2 separate regions of the Homo sapiens genome follow, and region 2 is linked to region 1. Evidence: chromatin contacts called from ENCODE POLR2A ChIA-PET data. All regions are on one chromosome and are shown on one strand. The core of a region is the stretch at or near the end of the contact, and the rest is flanking DNA. Distances in the headings are between cores, read along the strand shown. Region 1 holds the start of P4HA1 (prolyl 4-hydroxylase subunit alpha 1). Region 2 holds the start of LINC00857 (long intergenic non-protein coding RNA 857).

What was found. ChIA-PET counts read pairs that join two places held with the same protein, here RNA polymerase II (POLR2A).
Region 2: POLR2A ChIA-PET joins it to region 1 with 21 read pairs in PC-3. The contact joins the promoter of LINC00857 here to the promoter of P4HA1 in region 1. POLR2A ChIA-PET finds 5 or more read pairs at or near these places in 2 of 52 experiments (HepG2 and PC-3).

Annotation. Positions count from the first base shown.
Region 1 is chr10:73,094,013-73,099,216 of GRCh38, reverse strand. P4HA1 (prolyl 4-hydroxylase subunit alpha 1) reads left to right here and starts at 2,351. Exons shown (of 15, transcript NM_001017962.3): 1 at 2,351-2,451. RefSeq lists enhancers at 1,901-1,970, 2,215-2,970 and a silencer at 2,001-2,330.
Region 2 is chr10:80,205,841-80,211,044 of GRCh38, reverse strand. LINC00857 (long intergenic non-protein coding RNA 857) reads right to left here and starts at 3,335. Exons shown (of 2, transcript NR_038464.1): 1 at 2,814-3,335. RefSeq lists enhancers at 3,227-3,868, 2,899-4,098, 3,869-4,510.

The DNA of each region.
Region 1 (5,204 bases), core at 1,102-3,601:
TCAAAAATGTTTGCTTGCCACTCCAACACTAGACAAAGGGAAACATGGTGGAGGGAAGTCACTAAGGACTAAAGATTGCAGTTTAAAATACATTACTTTTATAAATTTTACAGAAGCATAGGACAGTGTGAACATATTACTAGGGACCCTTCCAGGGACTTGGAAAGGGCTAGTGTAAATGAGGGCACCTGAAGCTGAAGCCTCCTTAGCTTCACAGTAAATCTGCTTCAGAGTCTACGGCCATTTTAATTACTGAGTAAACTGTCAACTTTCAGAGTCAGCTCTATGTAGGGCTAGTGAATATGTTGATTACAGCTCCATTTGAGGAAGTTTTTTTTTTTTTTTTTGAGATGGAGTCTGACTCTGTCCCCAGGCTGGAGTGCAATGGTGTGATCTCAGCTCACTGCAACCTCTGCCTCCTGGGTCCAAATGATTCTCATGCCTCCGCCTCCTGAGTAGCTGGGATTACAGGTGTTTGCCACCATGCCCAGCTAATTTTTGCATTTTTAGTAGAGACAGGGTTTCACCATGTTGGCCAGGATGGTCTTGATCTCCTGACCTTGTGATCCGTCTGCCTTGGCCTCGCAAAGTGCAGGGATTACAGGTGTGAGCCACCGCACGCCCTGCCTCTTTGGTCTTATAATTACTTTATACTCCTAAAAAGTATTGAGGACTCCAAAAAGCTTTTATGTGGATCATATTTATCAACATTTACTATATTAGGAATTAAAACAAACATATAAAATATTTATTCATTTAAAACAACAATAATAAACCTGTTACATGTTAACATAACATAAATAACTTTTTTTTTGAGAGAGGGTCTGGCCATGTTGCCCAGGCTGATTTCGAACTCCTGGGCTCAGGTGATCTTCCCGCCTCGGCCTCCCAAAGTGCTGGGATTACAGGTGTGAGCCACTTCATTTGGCCTAATAACATATTTTTAATGAAAAATAACTATTTTCCAAAGCAAAATAATTTAGTGAGAAGAGTGGCATTATTTTACATTTCTGCAAATCTCTTCAGTGTCTGGGCTAATAGAAGATTCTCATATCTGTGTCTGCGTTCCATCTGTATCACAGGCATGTAGTCTCTGGAAGACCTCACTGTATTGTTATTAGAGTGAAAAAGGCAGTAAGTCTTAGTATGAAAATAAAGTCTTAGTATGAAAATAATTTTGACCTTATGGATTCCCTGACTACGCTTTCAGAACCATTGATTTAGACATCATTATATCTACTTTTTAGTTGCCTAGTGCTCCCAGAGTACCCTCTCTCTCTTTCTGTAGCTATATAATCACTCACCTCCTGCGTAAGTCAAATGTTAATTATTGCTATACTTTTTAGCATACATGGAAAACTTTAGAAACCACAATTCTTAATGAATAACAAGTCTTAGCAACTCATTTTTCTCTTTAACTGACAAGGAAAAAATTATCTTCTTCATTGTATTCTCCCTCATAGTACAGGGAGATATAAAGAAACCCTTGGTTTGGGGTTACTTTATAACTAAGGCAAATGTTAGACTAAGATCAAACGCAACATTGGGTGCCTTATATAAATTAATGTTACTGGAGAATCTAATATTTACTAAGTCATTTCTGTGTGTGAGGCATGTGTTAAGTGCTTTACATACATTATCTCATTTTATTCTCACAAGAATCTTACAAGATGGGTAGTACCGTCATTTCTATTTTACAGATGAGTAAACGGATACGGAGAGGTTGTTAATGCCTAGTGTTACACACAGGATTGAGGCAGGATTTGAATTGAGATAACCTGACCCTGGAGCTCTTAGTCTATTATCTACTGATAAGGTATAAAGGTAGGAGATAGAGCACGATTAGTATAAAATGAGTGCTGAGATGTGAGAGGAACAAGACAGCTGAGATACCAAGACTGAATCTCTATTATTTTCCACCCTAGAAAAATTCTGCTTTATTTTCTACACTCCCACGTTCCTCTTCTCATTTTTAAGATACTTTATTGCCGGCGGCCTCGTCGCTTAGGCCTGACGCGGACCCTGAAATCAAGGAGGCAAACTGAACAGGAGCGGGGGAAACCCCGTGGTAACCACGGTAACGGTGGCGGGGCGAGAACCCTGCGCAGGCGCGTTACATCCCACTCCCGCTTACCCACACCACGGCGGCCGGTCCCAGCCACTCCTCTCGGCCTCAGACTCCACGGGCCGGCCACGGGTGGGGGCAGCAGGGAGGCACGGGCTTGGCGCCTGCGCAGTCGCCGGGGCGCTGGTGTGATCGAGCTCACGTAGCGAGGGCTGCAGTCGCCTCCTCCCTGGCGCTGCCATCGCGGCCTAGAGGTTATAAAAGGGCTAACGGGCTCCCTCTGCTGCCCAGTCGCGCCGCCAGCGGGCTGAGGGTAGGAAGTAGCCGCTCCGAGTGGAGGCGACTGGGGGCTGAAGAGCGCGCCGCCCTCTCGTCCCACTTTCCAGGTGAGACGCTCCCTCGATCCCGGAGACTGAGGCCACTGGGCAGCCGTGGACCTTCTCGGACGGCTGCGGCGATCCATTCCTTCCCGCTGTGGTGGTACTTCTGGGGCGGGGGTTCCCCAGGTTACCACAGCAGCCTCGGTTCCTTCCCCTCGGGAGACTCGGCCCCTCTCCCTGCGCCACGCGACTCCCGGCGCCCGCGCTCCTTCGTGCCCCCCTTCCCACCTCTGTCCCTAGTGCGCCTCGGACCGCTGGGGCTGCTGCAGCCTCAGTCCCCGCCCTAGGGACCAGGACTTTCTTGAATTTTCCTTCCCGGGGAGGAATCACTCTGTTGCTTTTTTTTTTTTCCAAGTTCCCCTGCACCTGGTCCTCCCTAACGAGGCTAAGGGGAACGCAAGCGCGGGGCGTGGGCTTTTGGCCGCCACAGCCGCAGATGGTTCGCATGTGGCGGTGGAGAGCGGATTTTAAGGCTTGGAGCTGGATCCGCAGCGCGCCAGGCATTTTTGCCCTATCGAAAGTCGCCGGGAGCTGGGGGGACCTCCCCAGAAAGTTCCGGCTGAACTCATCTGTTGCGCGCAGCGGTGCAGCATTAGCTGCCAGACGTAGCCCGGGGCGCCGAGCTTTCTGCTCGTAGCGCCGAGGAAGTAGGCTCTCAGGTCACCTCGTCGTCAGGGAAGCTTCCTTCCCTCTTCTTCCCCATAACTTTTTTTAAAAAGAGACAAGAGCTCTTCTCTCAATCTCTGTCTCTCTGTCTCTCTCTGCCGAGAATTTGCAGCTTTTAAAAGTCCACATCAGTCCAACAAATTCCATGGTTGTGTGAGGATTTTGAGTTGGATTACATGGCTGGCCCCCGGATGTATGTTTCAATGGGGAGGAAGGATGGTATGATAACTGTGAGACTCTTTCTCCTAAATAATCGACTCTGTTACATACAAATTCAATGTTTAGACACTAACATCTTACGCGTTCCGGATAGAGTGAAGACTCTTGGAATTTTGCACTGTTTTCTTTAAGAAAGGGTTGAAGAAGCAGCTAGATCCTCTTTTAGGAATTGATCTAAAAGGCCAAAGAGACTTGCCAATTTCCACTTAACTGTTTCTGGTTTCTCCGAGAGCAGTGGTTCTCGGACTTTCGCTTGGAATGCACTCGGAGGGGATGAAATAGCCACTACGTGAAGGGGGGAGGGGCAAAGACGTGGCAGCAGCGTTCTTTCATCAATTTTTTACTCTTTTTTTTTTTTTTTTTTAAAGTTCTGGTTAGAAACGTATTTCCCCTTTTAGGTTTAGACGTAGCTTATGAATGAGGCTAGTCTTTTCCTAAAATAATCAGATGAAGAATTCAGTCTGCATAGCAGGAACGTTGGAAGTTAATTTAAAAAACATTTTAAAGGGATTTTTAGAATCAAGTTTCTATGGAGAAAATCGGTATCCTAAGACGATATATTCAAGAAGCTGAAAGTGAACAACCTCAACTATATTTTGTCTTCATGTGAAATGTGAATACACACCCCGTGATTTTTTTTTTTTTTTTTTTTTTTTTTTAGCTTGTGAGCGTAATTTAAGAATCTGAAATGTGAACTTCAAATTTTACTTTTTTCTTTATGTGGGAAAAGAGACTTTATCACTTACCTTTAATAAAATTCATAGTCAGTTTTGGTTTTGGGACATTGTGCCTTAAGTCCTGCCATTGTTTTTGATAGCTGATGACAAATGTTTCTTAGATTTACATAGACTAACTAGGAAAAGGACTATTTCTGTCTCTTTTAAATGGGTAGTGCTGTTTTTATTGACATTTTGAAATGAGTTTTATTTTGAAGTACTGAAAATCAGGACTTTGGTAGGCGGATAATTACATTGGCCATTTTGTGTTTTGGTAACTTAGATGGTAAAACAGTTGAAAAATGTGTACAACTTTTAATTATGCCAAAAAAATTAGTGCAAAAGACTATTGAAAAAAAGTTTTATATTGCCTTGTAGTCTGGGTTGTTGCAGATGAATCTTGGCTTTTTGGCAAGGAGCTGTTAACCTTTTCTATTAGTGCAGAATAAGTTGTATACTGAAAAGCAGTGTTTTTCAGTAGGGCAATTAAGTTCAAACGGCATTTATTCCAGAGATGCAGCAAGAGCTGGGACAGCCATAAAGCTTGTGAGCCTTCCTTTCTGTGGAAGGAATGCTTTATTTTACTTAGCAACCAGTTATCAACTAGGATATAATTATTGCTCTTGAATTGACCTGTGAGATACATAATAGTGGTTCTCAAACTATTTTAAGGTCATGAAATCCTTTGAGAATCTGATGAAAGGTGTGGTCCTATGTCAGAAAATGCAAATACACCCTACATGGAATTTTGTATGTCACTTCCTGCCCCCCCACTCAAGTCCATTCATGAACTTTATTATAAGAACCCCTAAAAAGTAAGAGATGTGAAGTTACTCTCTAAGGGTATCTAGGTGTCTTGAGGCAGTATTGAATGTTTCTGAAAATCGAGCTGGGCATGTAAGTCTGACTGGACTTGTATATGTGGGTGACCCTAATACATTTTTGCCAAAAGGGTTTTAACAAAAGTTAATAGGTTGTTAGAATTGTTGAAATGCTAAATTGTCTAGTCTGTGAAAGTATATCACATTGCATGCCCTCTCCTATATATGGTAACTTAACTTTGGTTTTCCATTCTGAAAGTGGAACAGGCTTGGAAGTAAACAAAAATAAATTGCATAGGCTCTTGGCATTAAACTTTATTGCTTTTCTTGCAGTGAG
Region 2 (5,204 bases), core at 2,086-4,585, 7.1 Mb before region 1:
GGGACCATGATGGTCAGGCAGGGGCACATGACAGGCAGGCGGCAGGGGCAGGAAGGACTAGCAGCTCTTCCCTGGCTAGCAGCGGGGGTTCTGCCTCCACCTGCCTCCCCAGGACAGAAGCCAGATGAGCTGGACCATGATGGTCCCTTCAGATTATCATACCATATTTTTCCCGTACCTTTTCTGTGGTTAGGCATGTTTAGATAGACAAGTACTTGCCATTGTGTTACAATTGCCTAGCATATTCTGTACTGTAACACGCTGCAATGGCTTGTAGCCTAGAAGCGATAGGCTATACCAGGCAGCCTAGGCATATAGTAGGCTCTACCATCTAGTTCTGTGTAAGTACACCTGATGACATTTGCACAACAACAAAGTCACATAAGGATGCATTTCTCAGAACACATCCCTGTCATTAAGCAACGCATGACTGCATTTGCACTTAAAATCGCTTACTTTTGCAAAGTCTGTAAAAACATATTACCATGTCAAACATTGTTAAAGCCTTTCCCACCAGGACCTTGTAAAGAGCCCATGCAAGCAAGGGGCCTTGCAGTTTCCTGGTGAATCCGTCTCTATTGACAGCATTTGAAAAATGATTCTGGCAGACAGAAATCCAGCTGCTATCAGATCTCTAGCTGGAATGGCTTGTCAGACTGTGGTACCCCAGCGGGGGACAGAACCCAGGAGAAAAAGCAGGTTTAGAGAGAAAAAGTTCATTTCTTGACATGATAAATTTGAGCTTTTGAGGGATATTCTGGTAAAGGTACTAGTAGGCTGGTATTTATTGATACATCTGTAATTCTTGTACCTCCCTCCTATTAAAGAAAATTCAAACAATCCAAACGAATGCAGGGAAAGAGAAAAAAGAAACAACAAGAAAGCATATTGTACATGATATTTGAAATATTAAGCCACTGGTGTAGCCTGTTTGCTGACTAATTAGAATCTTAGAAAAGGTCCTAGAGGGTCTCCCTGTGAGAAGCATTGACCCTTTTTTGCCAGATCAGAAGAAGGTCAGGAGTGGGGGCACTGTGGGGTCTCAGGTGAGCAGCTATTTACCAAGCAGCATGGAAGAATTCCAGTTTGTAATAATTTATAGGATTTTATCAATGTGTTCTAGATGAATATCCATTTCAAGGGTATATGTATAACACAAATGATGGCAGAAATAAACCCAAATATTTCTGTTATTCTTATCAATGTGAACTGGTTAAACTCACAAATTAGAAATAGAAACTCAGATGAACTTTTTAAATCTTGTAAAAAACAATATGTCATTTCCAAGAGATAAACCTAAGTAACAATACAGAAAGAGTAAAAAAGGAGAAATAAAACATATACTAGACAAATGCTATCTCAGGATAACAATATTTATACAAAAAGTAATAAAACTGAATAAGTCATAAAAGGATAAAACAATATTAATTTGTATAAGCCTAATAATTTGCTCTCAAAATTATAAGGCTGGCCGGGTGAGGTGGTACATGGCTGTAATGCCAGCCACCTAGGAGGCTGAGGCAGGAGGATGGCTTGAGGTCAGGAGTTTGAGGCTGCAGTTATAATCACACCTGTGAATAGCTACTGTACTCCAGCCTGGGAAACATGGTGAGACACTGCCTCTTAAACAAAAATCAAAAAACCAAAAAAAATAGTATAAAGCAAAATCAGACTAAATTAGAGGGAGAAATTGACAAACTACAATAAAAGTGGGAAATGTTAAACCTACTCTTTCAGAAATCAATGGATTGAACAGGAGAGAAAAAAAAAAAAAACCCAGGAGATAAAAGATCTAAATAACCTGATTAGCAAGCTAGATGGAGAGATATAGAGAAAAAAAAACCACATAAAAAGTGAAGAGACGTTCACAAAAATTGGGACAGCCAAAAAAAGTCTGTATATGAGGCCACAAAGGAGGCATTAACAAATTCTAAAAGAACACATTTCCTCATCTCCAAGCATTAAAGTTAGAGATCAATGACAAAATGATTGATTTATTTTTATTTAAATTTTTTTTTGTAGAGGGGCTCTCACTGTGTTGCCCAGGCTGGTCTTAAACTCCTGATCTCAAGCGATCTTCCCACCTTGGCCTCCCAGAGTGCTGGGATTACATGCCTGAGCCACTGGGCCCCTCCCCAAATGATTATTATTATTTTTTAAAAAACTGAAGTTTGAAAACAAAAAAAGAATGGAAAATATACGTCTAAATAATCCATGAATTAAGCATACAATCCTAACATAAAAAACAAAATATTGGCCAGGCACAGTGGCTGACGCCTGTAATCCCGACACTTTGGGAGGCTGAGGCCGGTGGATCACTTGAGGTCAGGAGTTGGAGACCAGCCTGGCCAAAATGGTAAAACCCCATCTCTACTAAAAATTAAAAAATTAGCCGGGTGTGGTGGCGTGCACCTGTAATCCCAGCTACTCAGGAGGTTGAGGCAGGAAAATCTCTTGAACCCGGGAAGTGGAGGTTGCAGTGAGCTGAGATCTTGCCACTGCAGTCCAGCCTGGACGACAGAGCGAGACTCTGTAACAACAACAACAACAAAATCCAAATATGTATAACTAAGTGATAACAAAAGCATAGCATATTAAAACTTGTGATATTCAGCTAAAGCAGACTTTTGAGGGAAATGATAGTCATATATACTTATTAGAAAACAACAAAAGAGGCCGGGTGCGGTAACTCACACCCGTAATCCCAACACTGGCCCTAAAATTAAAATTTTTAAAAAGGAAGCTTATATACCATACTACTCAGAGCTATATAGCACGTCACCATTTTTTACAGTGCACTCACCTTCCCTTACCTTGTATGATGTTTCTATGAGCCCTGGGAAACAATGAAGCAGGGGTGATTTTATGGATTTTTATAGGTCACGTTGAAGATTTTATAGGTGAGAAAGCCGAGGCTCGGAGGATGCATGACTTGCAAGTGTCAGAATCAGAACTAGAATAGATCCCACACATTTGAACACCGAGTTTGGTGTCTTTTCCTTCACACCGCGTTCTCTGGGGGTGCCTGGGCGGTGACCCCTGCCATTGGCCTTGAGGATTAGGGCCTCAGCTCGGGTCCTCTGCAGAGCCTCCTCAGTCCCTAGCAACTTGCTGGCACCTAGCCGGGGCTAAACGCAGGTTTGTTGAAAATTATAAAAGGGTAAGCCCAGGGGTAGCTATTCACCATTCTGGGTTTGAAGAGCTCTGATGCAGAAAGGTGTATACATCCAGCAGGAATTCCACCCTACATGATTTATTATAAACGTGGTATTCTAGGAGCATTCGCTCAGCCACGGAGAAAAATGGGCCTTTCGAAGAAGCTGGCCTTCGCGGTCGCTGTGGGGCGGCAGAGCAGGCGCAGGCGTCCAGGCAGTGGGGGCTGGGTAGGCGCCAGGAGACCTTCCCGGACCAATCCCCGGGCCCAGAGAGAGCGCCTGGAGACCTTACCTCCCCAGGAAATTCACACAGATTTCTTGGGGGCTTCACACCCGCGCCCCCAGTCCCGCCATCTCCTACGCCGCAGCAGGCGCCCCCACCAGGGTAATAACCCACTCTGAGAGTCTCTGGTGGTGCCTCTGATCCTCTGCTCTTCTGTTCCAGGCAGCGTTTTCTCCGAGCGGCTCTGGAGACTTTGGCCTGAGTTTCACCCTCACTCGCCGACTCATGTCCAAAAAATGCAGTCCAGCCCCGAAAGAGAGCCGCGCCTGCTGGTGGGGGTAGGGGGTGTTGGAGCGGCCACGGAATATGACTGAGCGCCCGGGGCCCGTTGTGAGGCCGGGGCCAGGCTGTCCCAAGGCACCGTTCCTGCCCGGCACCAGCACACCTGCCCAGACAGGGAGAAGGTCGGAGCCTCCCCTCCAGTCCTTCCGGATTTTATTGTTCAGAGCGACTTTAAAACGCAAATCGGGCCGGGCGCGGTGGCTCACGCCTGTAATCCCAGCACTTTGGGAGGCCGAGGCGGGCGGATCATTTGAGCCTAGGAGTTCGAGAACAGCTTGGCCAACATAGTGAAACCCCGTCTCTACTAAAAATGAAAATTAGCCGGGCGTGGTGGTGGGCATCTGTAGATCCAGCAACTCAGGAGGCCGAGGCAGGAGAATCGCTTGAACCCGGGAGGCGGAAGTTGCAGTGAGCCGAGATCGCGCCACTGCACTCCAGCCTGGGCGACAGATCGAGACTCCGTCTCAGAAAAAAAAAAAAAAAAAGGAAAATCGAACCAGCAGCTTGTTTGTAACAGCCAAACATAGGCAACAACCTAAATGTCCTTCAGTAAGGAGCTAGGTAATGAAGAATGGTGAAGCGCACGATGGCGCGCAGTGTGCAGTGGATGGGAAGAACCAGGTCTGTTCAGGAGCACTTGTATGGAAAGACCCTCCAAGATATAGTGAGTAAAAAAACATGTTGCAGAAAAGTACTGCAATATCGTTTTGTAAACAATACGTTTATGTAAACACACACACACAGTGTTAAAGAGAGATATTTGGAAGGACACACCTAAGAGTGGGCTGGGGGAGTGGAGGGAAGAGTGAATCTCAATTTTTACTCATTTTTTGAATTTTTTATTTTTAGTTTTTTAGAGACTGGGTCTCACTATGTTGCCCAGGCTAGTCTGGAAGCCCTGTCTTCAAGCCATCCTCCTGTCTTGGCCTTCCAAAGTGCTGAGATTACAGGCGTCAGCCACCACTCATTAAAAAAAAAAATTGTATACCTACCATATATGCATATATTACCTGGGTGACCTTTTAAAAATATGCTTTATTTTTAGAACATCTTTAGATTTACAGAAAAAGTGTGAATACAGGGAATTCTCATAAACCCGGGCTTTTCCTATTATTAACATCTTAAGTCATTTTTATATCTCCGTGGGTTCCTCTTGGCTGTGACAGTGTCCTAGACTTTCCTTGTTTTTGATGACCTTGCTAGTTTTCAGGAGTACTGGTCATGTATATGGCAAGGGCCTCAATTGATTTGTGATGTTTTCCTCATGATTACAGTGGGGTTAGGTGTTCTTGGGAGGAAGACCACAAGCGGTGCATGCAATCAGTATGATTTACCCCTGTCGAGGTCACCTTGACGGCTGGGTGGTTTGTCAGGTTTCTCCACGATAGTCACTGACCGCTCCCTTCCTCACATACTGTGCGTGACCTTCCCCCCTCCACCACCACCGAGTGTTGCTATAAAGGAAATGCGTTTGACCTTTTCAG